2 separate regions of the Homo sapiens genome follow, and region 2 is linked to region 1. Evidence: chromatin loops called from intact Hi-C (ENCODE). Cell type or tissue: HCT116. All regions are shown on one strand. Links, peaks and the distances in the headings refer to the core of each region. The heading gives the core; the rest is flanking DNA.

Region 1 (9,104 bases), core at 1,056-9,055:
CGAACTCGGCTCACGGCAATCTCCACCTTCCGGGTTCAAGCGATTCTCCTGCCTCAGGCTTGTGAGTAGCTAGAATTACAGGCGTGCGCCGCCACACCCAGCTAATTTTTTTGTATTTTTAGTAGAGACGGGATTTCACCATATTGGCCCAGATGGTCTCGGTCTCCTGACTTCTTGATCTACCCGCCTTAGCTTCCCAAAGTGGTGGGATTACAGGTGAGAGCCACTGTGCCCAGCCGTCTCTATCATTTTTACACAGCAAAGTAAGCATCCAAACTGTTACTACAGGTAACGTTTCCTGATTAGAAGTTCAATTAAATTAGCAGCCAACAATAAGAAGACATTTAGAGAAAAAGCAATACTTTGGAAACAAATAACATTCTAAATATTCATGGGTTATAGGCTGGATGTGGTGGCTCATGCCTGTAATCCCAGCACTTTGGGAGGCTGAGGCAGGTGGATCACTTGAGGTCAGGACTTTGAGACCAGCCTGGCCAACATGGTGAAATGCTGTCTCTACTGAGAATGCAAAAATTAGCTGGGTGTGGTGGCATGCACCTGTATTTTCAATGACTCGGGAGGCTGAGACGGGAGATTCACTTGAACCCAGGAGGTGGAAGTTGCAGTGAGCCGAGATTGTGCCACTGCACTCCAGCCTGGGTGAGAGAGTAAGACTCCATCGCAAAAGCAAAAACAAATATTCATGGGTTATAGAATCACACAACATTAAATTGATAGAACATTAACGAAAAATGTCAATGAAATTATAACATATGAACGTTTGTAGGATGTAAAGTAAGAGAGTGAGAGAGAGAGAGGGAGCACAACAATTACCAAATCAAGATGGAAAGAGGCACCACTACCCATCCTACAGACATAAAAGGACTAGTGAAGCAAAACTAGGAATCTATGCTAAGATGTTTTACAACTCACATTTAATAGAAAATATCTTGAAGTATACAAACTACCAAAATTTACTCAAGAACAAATATATAGTGTAACATTTCCTATTTTTATTAAAGAAATTCAACTGGCTGGGATTGGTGGCTCACACCTTTAATTCCAGCACCTTGGGAGGCTGAGGCGGGCAGATTACCTGAGGTCAGGAATTCAAGACCTGTCTGGCCGACATGGTGAAATCCCACCTCTACTAACAATACAAAAATTAGCCAAGTGAGGTGGCGCATGCCTGTAATCCCAGCTACTCAGGAGGGTGAGGCAAGAGATCTGTTTGAACCCAGGAGGCGGAGGTTGCAGTGAGGTGAGATCACACCACTGCATTCCAGCCTAGGCGACAGAGGGAGACTCTGAAAAAAAAAAAAAAAAAAGAAAAGAAATTCAACCTACACTCAGAAATCTTTCCATAGGGAAATCTGGCCTAAATGGGTACACTGTTGATTTCTACCAAATATTTGAGAAAGTAAGAATGACATGGAAACTCTAGCTATCATTCAGTTCTCACTAGGCTCATCGACTTCTTCATTCCAGTCCATGGGTTCTTATGGACACATCCAGCCAGTTCAGTCCAAGTTCCTTAGTGGGGCAGCAGTTTGGTGCTGTTGGTGTTGCTGGAAGCTCTTTGACCTCCTTTGGAACAGAAATATCAAACAGTGGTAGCTTGCCCCAAAGTAGAGTGGTTGATTCTGCCTTTACACAGGATACAAGATCCCTAAAAACACAATTATCTCAAGGTCCTTCAAGCGCTCAGTTCGACCCTTTGAGAAGAAGCCCAACCATGGAACAAGGAGTGCAGACCGCCTGGGCCCACGGACCTGCTCCAGCACCTGTTGGGAGAAGGAGTCCTGTATCAACCAGGCCTTTGCCATCTACCAGCCAAAAAGCAATAGAGAATCAGGAGCAGAGGTGAGCTGAAGCGCACAACGTTCCAAGGCCAGAAAATGAGCAACTCAGAAATGAAACAAGAGACAAGCAGCTCCAGGTGCTCCTTCAGCGCCAAGGAGAGGGCGTGGGGGTCATGGGGTGGCAGGGGAAGATTTGGTATTCGGCGAGATGGGCCAATGAAATTTGAGAATTTTTTTTTTTTTTTTTGGAGACGGACTCTCGCTCGGTCGCTCAGGCTGGGGTGCAGTGGCCCGATCTCGGCTCACTGCAAGCTCCGCCTCCCGGGTTCACGCCATTCTCCTGCCTCAGCCTCCCCAGTAGCTGGGACTACAGGCGCCCGCCACCACGTCAGGCTAATTTTTTTGTATTTTCAGTAGAGACGGGGTTTCACCGTGATCTCGATCTCCTGACCTCGTGATCCGCCCGCCTCGGCCTCCCAAATTGCTGGGATTACAGGCGTGAGAGAAAGAGTTTGACTTTGAAAGTGCAAATGCCCAATTCAACAAGGAAGAGATGGGCAGAGAGTTTCATAATAAACTTAAATTAAAAGAAGATAAACTTGAGAAAGAGGAGAAGCCTGTAAATGGTGAAGATAAAGGAGACTCAGGAGTTGATACCCAAAACAGTGAAGGACATGCTGATGAAGAAGATGCACTTGGACCTAATTGCTTTTATGACCAAACTAAATCCTCCTTTGATAATATTTCTGGTGATGACAATAGAGAACGGAGGCCAACCTGGGCTGAAGGAAGAAGATTAAATGCTGAAACATTTGGAATCCCACTTTGTCCAAACCGTGGCCATGGGGGATACAGAGGCAGAGGGAGGTCTTGGTTTCCATGGTGGCAGAGGGCGTGGTGGCAGAAGTGGTACCTTGACCACCCCTTGAGGATTTCGCGGCGGATTCAGAGGAGGTTCCAGGGGTCGGGAGTTTGCAGATTTTGAATATAGGAAAAGCACAGCCTTTGGCCCCTAAATAGTCTGAATTGATAGTACTGCTCTCTGAAAGAAAGACAACAAAGCTGCTGCATAGTCTACAAACAAGTCTTTGAAAACAGGTGAATTTCTAGCTCTTCATGGTACTGGAAACTGATTTCAGTCTTTGCGAAGAACGAAGAAGTGAATTGGCTGTATGTTTGCCATCAGCACTGGGTTTTTGTTTTTTGTTTGTTTTTCTGTTTAATTTCAGAGATAAAATGCAGTTAGTTTTCGGGGGAGGAAGCCTTATCTTAAGACATGAGGATTAAATATATTTGGAATAGCAGAAGGTTAAATAATTTCTTATGTATAGTTAAACTAAAGCAGTACTTCAGTGGGACTTATAAGTATTGTGTCATCACTGAAAGGTTTTTTTTTTTTTTTTTTAATCACTGAATTGTATTTGGTAATTCCAGGTTGCCTGCAGATAGGGCCGTGATACTGTGTTCTGAGCCAAGAAGGGAGGGTGTGTGTGTGTGTGTGTGTGTGTGTGTGTGTGTGTATCTTTCTCCTCCTTTCTTTTGGGGAATCTTGTAATATTAAATAGTCTATTTCATCAATTAATTAGGGTGCTGGATGGTAGAGAATTTTGTCAGTCAACTAGGTACACACGGTAAATACTGTTTCTTAGGCAAACGAACTTTTTTATACAGTTGTAAAATTCCATTATATTCCAATGCCAAAGAAACATTAAAAACTTTGTAAAGTTGTATAAAAAGCAACTAATTTTTTACAAAATAGATATCCTAAAGTTAGCCAAAAAAAAGAGAAAAGGGCAAAGTGATCATTTTTGGCGTAGGGTAACCCTTAGTTTCTTCCCTGGTAGTAATTTCCCACCAGGCAGATCGTCTAACCCCAAATCACCTAAAAGTGCAGGCCCAGGACGTGCTTATCTGCCCAGTGAGTCACCTGGAGGGGTGGTGATGGGGGCTGTTGATGACACGCTCCTTTCCTTTCCCAGCCCGTGTGTTCTACCTCTGAAAAGACATAGCATTTTCATTTGCAGAGCCCATTATAGAAAAATAAGAACAAAAATATTAGAAGGAAAAGACATAGCATCATTTAGTGTTCATTCATATGAATATGTATATTGTCTACAGCTATCTATATCTCTGTTTTATATCTATGTCTGTTACACCATCAGAGAGCACCTAAAGTGCAGAGTCTCATCCACAAACTGTTTCTTGCATCTACTGTAAGAGGCCATTCCGATGCTCTGTCAGCCCCAGCAGCACCCAACCACTACATGGCACGCATCCTATCTCAGATCATCCCCAGGATATCACGTGGCCCTGTTCTCATTGCCCCACTGATTTCATGGGCGTGCAGGTCCCTCGATCTGAGATTAAGTCATGAGATGCTCCATTTAAACAGGCGGGAGCCTCTGATTCCTGGCGGAGAGCCACAGTGAGCCCAGCAGAACCCATCTGAGCGCCAGCATCCAGCCCGGTCAGGAGGATTTGCTGCCCCCTCCTGGTGGAATGCGCGCCATGTCGTCAAGCGGCCACCAGATGACTCGCTCGCTGGTCCACTCAAAGGCATCACATCCAGAGCGCTCTGCTGGTCACAGGTGAGACTCTCAGCGACAGTGGTGGCTGCTTGGTCCTTGGTAAGAGGGAGTCGCTGGTGTTGGTTCCATGCATGTCCTTTTTTCTTTGATTCTTTTATTTTATTTTATTTAGAGACGGAGTCTCACTCTGTCGCCCAGGCTGGAGTGCAGTGGCGCGATCTCGGCTCACTGCAACCTCTGTCCCCTGATTCTCCTGCCTCAGCCTCCCGAGTAGCTGGGATTACAGGCACCTTCCACCACACCTGGCTAGTTTTTGTATTTGCAGTAGGGACGGGGTTTCGCCATATTGGCCAGGCTGGTCTTGAACTCCTGACGTCAGATAATCTGCCCAACTCGGCCTCCCAAAGTGCTGGGAATACAGGCGTGAGTCACTGCGCCTGGCAGCATGTCCTTTTTTTCTTGCTCCATGGCCACGACACTCACGGGCCCCTCCAGCACGCACTGGGGCTGCTGACACAGAGCTGGCTGAAGCTCACGGCATTAACCCAGTCATCAGCGGATCCTTAGATCTCCTAACCCCAGCTGTGGGCGCTCCTGCTAGCTTCTCAGGAGAAGCTCCTGGTCGAGAGCAGACGTTTCTCCTGTCCTCCTCCAGCCTCAGTCTCCGGCAGTTTCTGTGTGCCTGGGCCTTGAGGGTGGGTTTGTCTCCGTGTTTCTGTCCCCGCTCCTCATGGCAGCTGCATTGTATTGAGTAGGTTTGTTTGATGGGGACGGGTTTTCTGTCCCTATTCCAAATTTGCATATCTCTAATGGTATTTGTCTAGGATCACAGTCCAGGATTGTTCTCTGCACTCCTCCTAGGGTAGAGGGATTTTATGATCCACCTTCTTCCGGCCACAATGAGTCATTACCTGGGATCTGAGGTGGGCAGAATTATCTGAGCCTCTTCCAATGGCTTATGTCTTTTCCTCCATGTGAGAGAAACACCTGGGTGGGAAATGAGATTTCAGGCCATGCACAGTGGAAGCTCTTTCTGTCTGATCACTAATGTGGGGTCTCCATCTTGCTCCAAATCAGTTTTGTGAATGCACGGTTGAGACCCAAGAAAAAGAGCCTTTGGGTGAGTGCACAGCACCCCTCTGTCTTAGGTCCCCAGATATATCTCAATTTGGGCTTCTTCTGGAACATGAAACTATTTACTTTGAGTTTCCTACGAAAACATAGTGCTGGCCTTAGACTTCCTATCCTGAAACCCCACGTCTATTTCCCAACCTCATGCATGGAAAAGTGCTCGAATCTCCATAGGATCAGCAAGATCTCTATAGAATCTCCATGGGCCCTCCACAGGACCTCCATAAGATCTCAATAGGTTCTCCACAGGTTCTCCATAGGTTGTCCATAGAACCTCCACAGGACCTCCATAGGATCTCAATAGAACCCCCACAAGACCTCTATAGGATCTCAATAGAACCCTCACAGGACCTCCATAGGATCTCAGTAGAACCCCCACAGGACCTCCATAGGATCTCAATAGAACCCCCACAGGACCTCCATAGGATCTCAATAGAACCCTCACAGGACCTCCATAGGATCTCAGTAGAACCCCCACAGGACCTCCATAGGATCTCAATAGAACCCTCACAGGACCTCCATAGGATCTCAGTAGAACCCCCACAGGACCTCCATAGGATCTCAATAGAACCCCCACAGGACCTCCATAGGATCTCAATAGAACCCCCACAGGACCTCCATAGGATCTCAATAGGACATCCACAGGACCTCCATAGAATCTCAATAGAACCCCCACAGGACCTCCATAGGATCTCAATAGAACCCCCACAGGACCTCCATAGGATCTCAATAGAACCCCCACAGGACCTCCATAGGATCTCAATAGAACCCTCACAGGACCTCCATAGGATCTCAATAGAACCCCCACAGGACCTCCATAGGATCTCAATAGAACCCCCACAGGACCTCCATAGAATCTCAATAGATTCTCCATAGGACCTTTGCAGGACATCCATAGGTTCTCCGTGGATCTTCATAGGACCTCGACTGGATCTCCATAGGATCTTCACAGGGCCTCCGTAAGTTCTTCACAGGATTTCCAGAGTTGCCACAGGATCTGCCACTGCAGGGACCAGCCGGCATCCTCTACATCCCAAGATGCTGGAAATGACCACGTGGTGATAGTGGTTATGGATTTCCTACAGGAGAATGTGTGAAACCATGTTCCTGGGCAACCCTGCGGAGTCCCAATCTCCATTCAGATCCTCCAGGGGCCAGGCTGGAGGGGGTGTCTGGTGTGTCACTGTGTCTGTTCACACAGAATGGGGGCTTCTGCAGTAATAATGGGAAACCAGCCCAGAGATAGAGGCAGGGATTGGAGTTATGCTGTCATAATCCATGAAGTGCTGAGCTGAGGAAACCAGCTGAGCTTGGACTGTAGCGTTGGACAGGAGACATTGATAAAAAGGACTCTGTGGTAGAATGGTGTGGATTTGTTCATTGTGTGTGAAGAAGAAGATGCTCAGGGAATGAAAGCTCTTCCATTCTCTGACTTGGTTGACAAGAGGAACCAATAGGGCCATCACAGGAGCAATGACCCCATGTGGGAAGCAGACTGAAGGAGATGTATTAAAAACAGTTAACTAAGTCAGAGAGAGAAACAGAGCCTCCCAATACCTGGAAAGCATGGTTTGTTCCTCCCAAACTTCCTCCCTCTGACTTCTTTATTTCTCTACGTAGCAGCACCTCTTCATTTCTCCATCAAAGGCTCTGAGCTGTTTGAGTTCCTCATATATTCTGATGATCAAACCCTTGTTAGAGGAATAGGTAACAAATGTTTCTCCCTGCCTCTGTAGGTCATAACACCGTTGGTTGTTTCCTGAGCTCTGCAGAAGCTTTTTAGTTTGATACACCCATTTGTCTATTTTTGAATTCGTTTCCTATGCTTTTGAGGTCTTACTGATAGAATGTTTGCTTAGACCAATGTCTTGAAGCGTTTCCTCTGTGTTTTCTTCTATAGTTTCATAGTTTCAGGTCTTACTTTGGGTCTTATTCTGTCTTGAGTAGATTTTTGTATATCGTGAGAGACAGAGGTTGAGTTTTGTTTTTTTGCATATGGATATGCAGTTTTGCTAGCAGCATTTATTGAAGAAACTGTCCTTTACCCAATATATGTTCTTGGCATGTTTGTTGATAATCAGTTGGCTGTCAATTTGTGGATTTATTTCTAGGTTCTTTGTTCTGTTCCATTTGTCTATGTGTTTGTTTTTAAGCCAGTGCCTTACTGTTTTGGTTACTATAGCTTTGTAGTGTATTTTGAAGTCAGGTAGTGTGATGTCTCCAGCTTTGTTTTTTTTTCTCTACATTGCGTTGGCTATTTTGGGTATTTTATGGCTCTATATTAATTTTAGAATTTTTTATATTTCAGTGAAGAAAGACACTTGTATGTTGATAGGAATTACAATGAATCTGTAGATAGCTTTGGGTCCTATGGTCCTTTTTGTAAACATTTATTGTTTCAACGTGTGAACATGAGGTATCTTTCCAGTTTTTTCGTGTCCTCTTTAATTTTTCTTAGAGCTTTATAATTTTATTTGTAGAGGTTTTTACCTTGTCAGTTAAATTTATTAGCAGGTCTTTTATTGTTTGTGGCTATTATAAATGGGATTTCATTCCTGAATTCTTTTTCAGCCAGTTCTGTTCTTCAGGGTCAAGCATCATGTAAGTTCCCATGTAGGAAAGGAATCCGGAATGAACAGCAGCTGCACACAAATGCCTTTCTCTGATTTCCACCTCAGAGGGGTCCAGGAGGTGATCAGGCACATGGAGCATTGTCACATTTGGTACCAATCCCAGTGTGATCCCTAAAACACCACCTGATTGGGTTGAGCCTCATCTCTGAAATAACCAAGCCCTGTGTGATCCCTAAACCACCACCTGATTGGGTGGAACCTCATTTCTGGAATAACCAAGCCCTGTGTGATCCCTAAACCACCGCCTGATTGGATGGAACCTCATCTCTGGAATAACCAAGCCCTGTGTGATCATCCTAAACCACCACCTGATTGGGTTGAACCTCATGTCTGAAATAACCCCAAGGCCATGTTGGTGTCCTTCATCCCAGTTCTGGTGGTTTCAACATAATGAAATCAGAAAGTTATATGGCCACTTAAAAATGTCAAGTGCATGTCATGAAGTACTGGACAAGGTGTTTCCCTTTCTGAGGCCCATTCTTACCTGGGTAAGTGGCTCATTGTCTGCGTGGACTCAGGTGAGGTTGATCAGGCAGGTGGGTGTCATGTTGTGAATGAAACACAAAGTCAACCTGTGAGATCATTGCTCTGACAGGTCAAGAACCACCTGGTTTGCCATTTAGTGGCCAGTGCAGCCTGTGGCATTCACCACCACACTTCAATCTCAGCTCCCTAAATGGCATGACAAATAAAGATAGATAGGTACAAAAACAGAGATATGCTATTCCCTGGTTAAAATGGCTGTTATCTCTAAGACAAAAATTAACAGATGCTGTCAAGGATATGGAGAAAAGAAACCCTTCTACCTTGGTGGGAACGCAAGTTGGTGCAGCCAATATGGAAAACAGCATGGAGGTTCCTCAAGAAACTGAAAGTAGAACAACCACACCATCCAGTAATCGCACAGATGGGTATATTTCCAAAAGAAAGAAAATCAGTATATCAAAGAGGTGTCTGCATTGCCATGTTTATTGCAGCAGTATTCACAATAGCCAAGATATGGAATCAAC
Region 2 (11,324 bases), core at 1,487-9,486, 160 kb after region 1:
GATGGTCTCAATCTCCTGACCTTGTGATCCACCAGCCTTGGCCTCCCAAAATGCTGGGATTACAGGCATGAGCCACCGCGCCTGGTCCCTGGACTTTTTTTTTTTAAAGAAAGGGTCCTGCTCTTGTCACCCAGGCTGAAGTGCAGGACGCGATCGTAGCTCACTGCACTCTCAACCTCGCAGGGCTCAGGTCAACCTCCCAACTCAGCCTCCCGAGTAGCTGGGACTTCAGAAGCGTGCCACGCACACCCGGCTAATTTTTGTATTTTGTATCTAACTCCTGGGCTCAAGCGATCCGCCTGCCTCTGTCTCCCAAAATGCTTGGATTACAGGTGTGAGCCACCATGCCTGGGTGAATTTTTTTTTTTTTTTGAGATGGAGTTTCACTCTTGTTGCCCAGGCTGGAGTGCAATGGTGCAATCTCGGCTCGCCACCACCTCCGCCTGCCGGGTTCAAGTGATTCTCCTGCCTCAGCCTCCTGAGTAGCTGGGATTAGAGGCATACGCCACCACGCCCAGCTAATTTTGTATTTTTAGTAGAGACAGGGTTTCCCCATGTTGGTCAGGCTGGTCTCAAACTCCCGACCTCAGGCGATCTGCCCACCTCAGCCTCCCAAAGTGCTGGGATTATAGGGGTGAGCCACCGTGCTGGCCGAATTTTTTTACATTAAGCATGTGTCAGTCGTAACTAGGAAAAACAAAATTATTTTTGTTTAAGAAGATAAAATAAAATGGCCACCTATGAGGAGCTGGGAGTACAGGCTTAGGTGGAAACAGATAAGGTGTCAAGACCTCCTTCTGTGACTGACCCCTTCAGATTTTCTCCCTAGAGTTTCAGTCATGCAAGATGAGGAGGTCTCAGAGCCTCCTGTGCGGTGTAGTGCCAGCAGGTAACAATACAGTATTGTGTGCTTACACATTTGCTGAGAAGATAGATCTTTTGTTAAGTGCTCTTATCATCACAAATTGATATGTGGCCATAAAAATAGTATCAAACAATAATAATATACAAATAGACGGGAGGAACCTGTGAGAGGTGGTGGATGGGTTTATGTCGTAAACTGTGGTGTTGACACACAGGGCATACTCATCTCCAAACTCATCAAGTCGTATATGTTAAATACATACTGCTTTTTATATGTCAATTATTCCTCGATAGAGTAAGGTTTTTTTTTTTTTGTAATTGCAAGTGTCTGCAGAGAGCTTCTATAGGTTTGGGGGTCCGGGAGACTCCCATAGGTGTGCCCCGTGAGCCTCAGCACCTAGGGTGTGTGTAGTGGCTATTCTGCCTTTATCTGTATTAAATTTTTTAAAAATTATTTTCCCAGGCATTCCACGACGCTCAACTTTTCACCCAAGTTCAAGTTCCTGTTTTTTTCTTCACAGAAGTCGATTGTGGGCGCCAGTTCCCACATTGCTCTCATCCTAAGTAGCAGCAACTTGCGGGCTGATGCCTGTGTCCAGCCCTAGAAGAGCCTCCGTACCTAGAAGAAAACCTCCCCTCCTGGGAGTCACGGCGCAAGGCTGGGCTCCCATCCTCGCAGGGAGGGGCGGATGCACCTGCCCCTGCAGATCTGCGCCCAGATCTGTGTTATCCACACCCACATCTGCGTCTGCAGGAAGAGGCTCCGCAGCAGGCAACAGCTTCCATCTGCGAGCCTCATTTAATCCCCACGAGGATCCTGTAGAGGGTTCCTATGTTCACCTCTGTTTTATATATAGACGAGGACGCTGGCTCTGGGAGGAGTAAAGCCGTGCAGCAGTAACTCCCGTGCAGCAGTAACTCCCGTGCAGCAGTAACTGCAGCCGTGCAGAGTAAACTCCCAGCACAGAACCCGGCCTCCCCGGTTCAGAAACAAAAGTGAGCTCCCTCCTCCCTGCTTGCGGGCGAAACTCTCGCTGCCTGTTGAACGTCTCCACCTGGATGCCACGGCTTCCCCAGACTCCCAGTGCCCCCGGGCAACGCCTTCCTCTCTCCCCACCTTTCCAAATTTTCTCTGCAGCAAGTTTCCCTCCTCCAAGTTTCTCCCCCTTCTCCAGCCTTCACGTTCAGTCCCGTGTCTCTGTGCCGTACAGGACTCAGCTGCCATAACAGCAGCTGGCGTCTCAGCGCCCCCGGAAGCTGAGACTTTCCAGGACAAGAACTGCTTTGGAGTCCTCTCGGGCCCCAGCACGACCTGCTACACTGCAAACTACTGCAAAGAACCTTTCAAGACTGGAGAGATGGAGCACCCCAAGTCTGTTTTACAGATGGAAAGGTGGTGGCTCAAAGACGAGATACCACAATAACAGTGGCTATGAAGCTCTCGCTTTGTCAAGATACAGTTCAAAGCACTGGGCATGCACTGACTCATCTCACGACCCCTAAAACACTCACGTTGGATACTATTGCTACTCCTCTTACCAACGCAGAAACAGCGTCACAGCAAAGTTAAGCAGCTTGCCCAAAGATCCTCCGCTAGGAAGGGAAGAAGGTGGCCTTTGAACTTGAGCTCCCCATCCACAGTCTGCAGTCCTTCAGACTGGAGCACATTGTAGAAATTAACAATGTCATCCCAACAACCCTTATAAAACACTTTTGGGCCGGGCGCGGTGGCTCACGCCTGTCATCCCAGCACTTCGGAAGGCCGAGGCAGGTGGATCACCTGAGGTGAGTTCGAGACCAGCCTTACCAACAAGGTGAAACCCTGTCCCTACTAAAAATACAAAAATTAGCCGGGCGTGGTGGCTGGCGCCTGTAGTCCCAGCTACTCGGGAGGCTAAGGCAGGAGAATTCCTTGAACCCGCGAGGTGGAGGTTGCAGTGAGCCGAGATCGTGCCACTGCACTCCAGCCTGGGCGATGGAGCGAGACTCCATCTCAAAAACAAAACAAAACAAAACAAAAAACACTTTTGAGTTCTGACTTTATTTCTTGCTGTTTTCTTATTTTTCATGGAACTCATCTTAATGATTTCACGTTTACCAATCACGTATATTTGGACGTGATTACAGGGCCACAGGGCAACCTCCAGAAGCATGATTCCTTTCCTAAGAATGAGGAAGGATGTGGTCAGTGTGTTCCTAAAATTATGATACTGCTTTGTAAGATAACATGTTTTGTTCGTTTTATTTCATCTTTTTATTTTGAAACAGAGTCTCACTCTGTCACCCAGCCTGGAGTGCAGTGGAGCAATCTCAATTCACTGCAGCCTCTGCCTCCTGGGCTCAAGCCATCCTCTCACCTTGGCCCCCCAAGTAGCTGGGACTATAGGCACACATCACCATACCCAGTTAATTTTTGTATTTTTTGTAGAGCTAGGGTTTCACCATGTTGCCCAGGCTGTTCTCAAACTCCCAAACTCAAGCAATCCACCCACCTTGGCTTCCCAAAGTGCTGGGATTACAGGCGTGAGCCACTGCACCTGGCCCAATTTTATTTCTTATTATTTTGCATGCCATTGTGAATGTATGAAGTGTTTCTCTCTTTATTTAGATCTTTAATTTCCCTCAGCAATCTTTTGTAGTTCTTAGTGTACACATCTTGCATTTCTTTATTAAATTGGTTTCTATTCATTTTATTATTTTTGAGGCTTTGTAAATAAAATTGCTCTCCTAATTTCATTATTGAATTATTTTTGTCAGTATATAGACATATGATTGATTTTAGTGAATATGTCTTCATCGTGCTAGGATTTTTGTTGTTGTTGCTGCTGTTGTTGTTATTGTTGAGACAGAGTTTCGCTCTTGTTGCCCAGGCTGGAGTGCAATGGCGCAATCTCGGCTCACTGCAACCTCCACCTCCCGAGTTCAAGCAATTCTCCTGCCTCAGCCTCCTGAGTAGCTGGGATTACAGGCATGCACCACCATGCCTGGCTAAGTTTTTGTATTTTTAGTAGAGACGGGGTTTCACCATGTTGGCCAGGCTGGTCTCAAACCCCTGACCTCAGGTGATCCACTCCCCTCAGTCTCCCAAAATGCTGGGATTACAGGCATGAGCCACCACATCCGGCTCTTGCTAGAAATTTATTGTACTTTTCAGCTTCATAATTTCCATTTAGTTTTATGCTTTAATAATATCCCAAGGTAACATTATGGTCACTTTCTGTAACTAATATTTCTTACTCTGTTGATTTATCAGGGGCTGGATTACTCTCCTTCAAGTTTCCTGTGCTAGCCTAATGGTTTGGATGTTGTTGTTCAATGCAATTCTCCTTTATTTTTGTTCCATTTATTTTTAGCAGCTTTGTTTAGCTATAATTGTTCTACTAAAAAACCTTCTCACTTAATGTACACAATCAGATGAATTTGGACACATGCAATAACCCCTTGGAAGACATTCACGTGCATGCGTTGTTGGTTTTTCCGCTTCTTACGGGAACTCCTTTCAGGCATTTCCATCTCCACGCTACACATGGGGAAATAGAGGCTCACAGAGGAGAAAGGACGTGGTTCAGGTCACACCTGTCCCTGGTCCTCCAGGCTGAGGAGCAGAGAGACCACCCACCTTAGTGCTGGAAGGGTTTAACACATAGCTTGGGCTCCCTCTTGTGGCCACAGTGGAGAAACTCCCTGCTTAGTTCATTTTTATTTTTTCCATCTGGCATTCATTTTTTTCATTCAGTAAGTATTTGTTGGTCCTGTCCTGTGTGCCAGACACTGTTTGAGGCTCTAGAGGTCCACCAATATAGAAAACAAACACCCTTTCCATGGAAGAGCTTATATTCTTGCAGAAGGAGAGGGGCAGTAACCCACAGGCATTATACAGTCACAGTCAGCTAGAAGGTGAGAGTGATTTGGATAAATGAGAAAGTGCAGCGGTGGTCCAGGGGGTCTGGAGGGTGCAAAGCTCAGCAGGGGGAATAGTGTGGCAGTTGCAGACAGAGGGGTAGGAAGAGGGAAGTGGCAGGAAGAGAATGCAGAGGGGTGAGGGTTGGGGCCACAGGTCCTGTGTAGAGCCCTGTTGGTCACCATGATCACCCTGAGTGAGCTGGGAAGTAACACAAATGACTCCAAATAGAAGCGCCTTCATGGAGCCTTCTTCTTCCCAGACTTCAACTAGAAACCTGAGCTGCCTGTCACAGCAGGGGACGTGTCATCCCATTAGACTTCAAACGTCCTCAGCAATTCCCTGCCCCCTTCTTTCTAGGAGTCAGGATTCCTCAGCCTTGCTCTAGAACTGCATCTGGTGACCCCTAGAAACCTGTCCTGGAAGCCTTACAAGGCTCTTCACACTCACAGTTTGTGATATGACCCCAGAGTTGTGCAGTGCACAACCTACACAGCTGGACACGATGGGCCTGGCACTCTTCCTCTGTGCTCCCACTGCACTCTGTGCTGACTATGTCATTCCACTGGGTGGTGCCATGTCAACTTCTCTCCTCTCCTCTCAATATCCTGTAAGGATAAGATAGGATCAAAGTTCTACCCACGTCCCTGGTACTCAGAAGAGGAGCTGAAACATTGGCGACCACTCATTAGCACTCTACTTAACAAAACAAATTGCCCAGGTAGTTATGATTAGATTTCTATAAAAGGCTGAATAATTACAGAAAGGCTCTAGAAACTAGTGTATAATTATGTACAGGCGCTGGCAGTGTGTAGAGTCATGGAAATCAGCTAAGGAATCGCGGTGCAGTCTCAGGAACCAGCTGGATAATTGCACCAGGAGCTCCCAAAACCAGCTGGATAATTATAGTGGAGTCCCTGGAACTCAGCGGGTAATTACCATGTACTCATGGAATCAGCAGTAATAATAGAAGGGTCCCAAATGCAGACACTAGGGAAAGTCTGGAGACACTTTTGATTGTCACAACCCAGAGGAGAGGGGGATGCTTCTGGGTGGTGGGGGGTGGAGGCGGGGGATGCACAGGACAGCTCCTCCCCCAAGGAATAACCTAGCCCCGAAAGTCAACAGTGTTACCCAGAAAAAAACAGGGTTCCTTTGCCTGGTGAGGAGCAAACAACTCTCCCGAGAATGCAGGTGATGTGGTTTGGCTCTGTGTCCCCACCCAAATCTCACCTGGTATTGTAATGATCCCCACGTGTCGATGGGGGGCAGTGACTCACGCCTGTAATCCAAGCACTTTGGGAGGTTGAGGCAGGCAGATCATGAGGTCAGAAGATCGAGACCATCCTGGATAACACAGTGAAACCCGTCTCTACTAAAAATACAAAAAATTAGCCGAGCGTGGTGGCGGGCAGCTGTAGTCCCAGCTACTCGGGAGGCTGAGGCAGGAGAATTACTTGAACCTGGGAGGTGGAGGTTGCAGTGAGCTGAGATCACGCCGTTGCACTCCAGCCTGGGTGACAGAGCGAGACTCCGTCTCAAAATAATAATAATAATAATCCCCACGTGTCATGGGAGGGACCTGTGGGAGGCGACTGAATCACGGGAGCAGGTTTTTCCCATTCTGTTCTCGTGATAGTGAATAAGTCTCACGAGATCTGATGGTTTTATAAATGGGAGCGCCCCTGCACGCTCTTTCTTGCCTGCTGCCATGTAAGACGTGACTTTGCTCCTCCTTCATCTTCCGCCATGATTGTTAGCCCTCCCCAGCCAAGTGGAACTATGAGCCCATTAAACTTCTTTCCTTTGTAAATGAACCAGTCTCGGGTATGTCTTTATTAGCAGCATGAGAACAAACTAATACAGAGGTTTTGATCAAGAAGAGTTTTATGACTTGACACAGCTAAGGAAGGCACTGGGTGTATTCTTCAAAGCAGTGTCTCCCTGAGGAAAAGGGACAGGAGGGCTCTATGGGGTGAGGGAGCAGGGAGAGGGCGCGTCGTTGTATGTGGAGGAGGGTCCCAGTCACGCAGATGCAGCGAGTCGTCATACCAGCACACGGGTCGCATGTTACGGTAACGAGACTACAGCTCCTCCCGGGATGGAGACTTGAGCGCAGCAGTGCAGAAAGTTCACTCGGGTTCATCTCTAAGTTGCCAGGGCCCGTCAGAGGCTGGTTCCAACCAACGAGTGGCCGCATTCCACACAGGGTTTGGAGAAAAACAGGCTGCAGGGCAGAAGGCTGTGAAACAGGCTGATTGCTCAAGTTGATTAAATTCCTATAATCCCTGGAGACCCTCCCTGTCTCCATACAGTAGTGCTTGGGTTGAGAAATTTTCTTTAAAAGACTATTTTTAGCCGGGCGCAGTGGCTCACGCCTGTAATCCCAGCACTTTGGGAGGCCGAGGCGGATGGATCACGAGGTCAGGAGATCGAGACCATCCTGGCTAACACGGGGAGACCCCGTCTCTACTAAAAACACACAGAAAAATTAGCCGGGCGTGGTGGCGGGCGCCTGCAGTCCCAGCTACTGGGGAGGCTGAGGCAGGAGAATGGTGTGAACCCGGGAGGTGGAGCTTGCAGTGAGCTGAGATCGCGCCACTGCACCCCAGCCTGGGCGACAGAGCGAGACTCCGTCTCAAAAAAAATAAAATAAAATAAGAATAAGAAGAAGAAAGAAGAAAGAAGAAGAAGAGGAAGAGGAAGAGGAAGAAGAGGAAGAGGAGGAAGAGGAAGAAAAATGTTTTAAAAAGACTATTTTTAGAGCAGGTTCAGGTTCATAGTAAAATGAGGGGAAGGTAGAGATTTTCCATGTACTCCCTACGCCGACACCTACATAGCTTCCCCCATTACCAGCGTTCCCTACCAGAGCGGTATTTTTATTACAACTGATGAGCCTGCATTGACACATTGTAATCACCCAAAGTCATATTAGGGCTCGCTCAGTCTTCCTGTTGCACATCCTATGAGTTCAGGCAAATGTCTAATGGCAGGCACCCACCGTCACAGTGTTAGACAGAGGAGAGCCATTGCCCTAAAATTCCTCTGTGCACCACCTATTCATCCTTCCTTCGCCCAACCCCTGGCAGCTCTGATCTTTTCCTGTCTCCATACTTTGCCTTTTCCAGAATGTCATATTGTTGGAATCAGACAATGCGTAGCCTTTTCAGATGGGATTCTACCACTTGGTAATATGCATTTAAGGTTCCTCTGTGTCTTTTCATGGCTTGAGAGCTCATTTCTATCTATCTATCTATTTATTTATTTATTTATTTATTTACTTATTTACTTATTTATTTATTTTTGAGATAGAGTCTCGCTCTGCTGCCCAGGCTGGAGTGCGGTGGCTGTGATCTCGGCTCACTGCAAGCTCCGTCTCCCAGGTTCAAGCGATTCTCCTGCCTCAGCCTCCCGAGCAGCTGGGATTATAGGCACCTGCCCCCACGCCCGGCTAATTTTTGTATTTTTAGTAGATGGGGTTTCACCATGTTGGTCAGGCTGGTCTCGAACTCCTGACTTTAGATGATCCACCCGCCTCGATCTCCCAAAGTGCTGGGATTATAGGCGTGAGCCACCATGCCTGGCATCATTTCTTTTTCTTTTCTTTTCTTTTCTTTTTTTTTTTTTTTTTGTTGTTGTTGTTGTTGTTGTTGAGGCAAAGTTTCACTCTTGTCGCCCAGGCTGGAGTGCAGTGGCACGATCTCAGCTCCCTGCAACTTCCGCCTCCCGGTTTCAAGTGATTTTCCTGCCTCAGCCTCCCAAGTAGCTGGGATTACAGGCGCCTGCCACCACGCCTGGTTAATTTTTGTATTTTTAGTAGAGATGGGTTTCCCCATGTTGGCCAGGCTGGTCTTGAACTCCTGACCCTGTGATCTGTGGGCCTTGGCCTCCCAAAGTGCTGGGATTACAGATGTGAGCCACCGTGACTGGCTAATTTTTGTGTTTTTAGTAGAGATGGGGTTTCGCCATGTTGGCTAGGCTGGTCTCGAACTCCTGACCTTGTGATCCGCCCGCTTCGGCCTCCCAAAGTGCTGGGATTACAGGCATGAGCCACTAGAGTCTCTTTGTGAAAAGGAATGGAAGGATGTGGTGTGATGCAGCACGCATCACCAGGTCCCTGTCATAAATTTGCTTTTGTGGCCGGGCGCGGTGGCTCACGCCTGTAATCCCAGCACTTTGGGAGGCTGAGGCAGGCGGATCCCCTGAGGTCAGGAGATCGAGACCAGCCTAGCCAACATGGCGAAACCCCATCTCTACTAAAAATACAAAAAATTAGCCGGGCGTGGTGGCAGGCACCTGTAGTCCCAGCCACTCGGGAGGCTGAGGCAGGAGAATAGTTTGAACCCGGGAGGCGGAACTTGCAGTGAGCCGAGATTGCTGCACTCCAGCCTGAGCGACAGAGCGAGACTCTGTCTCAAAACAAAACAAAAAAAGCTTACCCTCCATGATGCAGCAATCCCACTACTGGGTATATGCTCAAAGAAACTGAAACCAGTGTGTGGAAGAGATGTCTGCACCCCTATGTGTATTGCAGAGTTATTCACAATAGCCAACATATGGAATCACCTAAGTCTCCATCAGTGGACAATGGGTAAAGGAAATGTATATATACACAGTGGAAATACTATCCAGCCTTAGAAAGGAAGGAAACCCTGTCATTTACAGTATGGATGTAATTGTCAACCTTCAGGACATCATGCCACATGAAATAAGCCAGATACAGAAAGACAAATATCGCACAACCTCACTTATACATGGAATATTAAAAAGTTGAACTCAGGCCTTCGAGACTAGCCATGGCCAACATGGCAAAACCTACTCGGGAGGCTGGGCACGGTGGCTCACGCCTGTCAGCACTTTGGGAGACCAAGGCGGGCAGATCACCTGAGGTTGGGAGTTCGAGACCAGCCTGACCAATATGGAGAAACCCCGTCTCTACTAAAAATTCAAAATTAGCCAGGCGTGGTGGTGCATGCCTGTAATCCCAGCTACTCGGGAGGCTGAGGCAGGAGAATGGCTTGAACCTGGGAGGCGGAGGTTGCAGTGAGCCGAGATTGCGCCACTGCACTCCAGCCTGGGCGACAGAGTGAGACTCTGTCTCAAAAAAAAAAAAAAAAAAAAAGTTGAACTCACAGAAGCAGAGAGCGGAATGGTGGTGACCAGGGGCTTGGGAAGGGGAGTAGGGATTGGGAAGATCGTGGTCAGAGGGTACACAATTTTAGATAGAAAAAAATAAATTCAAGAGATCTGTTGTGCAACATGGTGACAAATTAGTGAAAATGTATTATGTACTTAAACATTGTTAGCAGAATAGATCGTAAGGGCTCTCGCCACACACGCAAAAATGACAACTATGTGGCCACGAACGGTGGCTCACACCTATAATCCAAGCACTTTGGGAGGCTGAGGCAAGTGGATCACTTGAGGTCAGCAGTTTGAGACCAGCCTGGGCAACATGGCCAAACCCCATCTCTACAAAAAATACAAAAATTAGCCAGACGTGGTGGCACACACCTGTAATCCCAGCTACTCGGGAGGCTGAGGCACAAGAATCACTTGACGTGGGAGGTGGAGTTTGCCGTGAGCTGAGATCGCACCACTGCACTCTAGGCTGAGTGACAGAATGAGACTCTGTCTCAGAAAAAAAAGTGAGGTGATGGATATGTTAAACATCTTGATTATGGTAATTATTTCACAATGTGTACATATGTCAAAACATCATGTTGTACACCTTAAATATATACACTTCTCTTTTTGAGACGGAGTCTCGCTCTGTCGCCCAGGCTGGAGTGCAGTGGCGCAATCTCGGCTCACTGCAATCTCCGCCTCCCGGCTTCACACCATTCTCCTGCCTCAGCCTCCCGAGTAGCTGGGACTACAGGCGCCCGGCTAATTTTTGTATTTTTTTTTTTAGTAGAGACGGGGTTTCACCGTGTTAGCCAGGATGGTCTCGATCTCCTGACCTTGTGATCCACCCGCCTCGGCCTCCCAAAATGCTGGGATTACAGGCATGAGCCACCGCGCCTGACCAAATATATACGCTTTTATTTGTCAATCATATCTCAATTAAGCCAGGAAAAAATTGGTAAGGCTACTTTTGGAAACACTTTGACACTATTTCAAAAAATTGAAACTAACAATCCCTATAGCGCAATCATTCCATTCTTATATGTATACTCTTTAAAAATTCTTGCACATATGCACCAAGAAACATGTAAAAAATGTCTGTTACGTAATAGGGAAAGTAAAATAAATAGAAATAGAAAAGTAACTAAAATAAAAGAAGCCCATGTGTTCATCAACAGGTACAAAAATACAAAAACTGTGATATAGACCTATATTGGAAAGCTTCAAACTATGGCATTGAAAATGATTTCACGAATCATTTCAAAAAAAAATTCATGGTTTCTGTTGTCATTTTTACCAAGTTCATTCCAATATGTGGTTTAGAGACACTATTTTAAACAAATAAGGGGCCAGGTGCAGTGGCTCACGCCTATAATCCCAGCACTTTGGGAGGCTGAGGCGGGCAGATCACCTGAGGTCAGGAGTTTGAGAC

Evidence for each region. Hi-C counts contacts between places; a loop is a spot of excess contacts. Peaks named below come from ENCODE experiments on the same cell type or tissue, not always from the same donor. Only the 100,000 strongest peaks of a DNase experiment are listed, where the experiment ranks them.
Region 2: it touches region 1 in a loop (4-fold over the local background); 3 of 110 quality-filtered maps call a loop at or near these places.

What each region holds. Positions count from the first base shown.
Region 1 is chr19:54,227,547-54,236,650 of GRCh38, forward strand. LILRA6 (leukocyte immunoglobulin like receptor A6) reads right to left here. Exons shown (of 8, transcript NM_024318.5): 8 at 9,044-9,104. LOC124904768 (a long non-coding RNA gene) reads left to right here. Exons shown (of 3, transcript XR_007067339.1): 2 at 4,195-4,390; 3 at 8,033-9,074. It overlaps LOC107985279 (a long non-coding RNA gene), which reads right to left and starts at 6,431. Exons shown (of 3, transcript XR_001754004.2): 1 at 6,341-6,431; 2 at 3,685-3,797. It also overlaps the pseudogene LOC100421130. RefSeq lists an enhancer at 4,540-5,293. In HCT116, for the core only: a CTCF peak has its summit at 4,296 (motif pointing left); a DNase peak (open chromatin) is centred at 4,315; H3K4me3 peaks cover 464 bases.
Region 2 is chr19:54,386,658-54,397,981 of GRCh38, forward strand. No RefSeq gene overlaps it. Among named protein-coding and RNA genes, the nearest start is that of TTYH1, 23 kb to the right of the region's middle. RefSeq lists an enhancer at 4,792-5,339. In HCT116, for the core only: CTCF peaks have their summits at 4,541 (motif pointing left) and 5,331 (motif pointing right); a DNase peak (open chromatin) is centred at 4,514; H3K27me3 peaks cover 1,107 bases.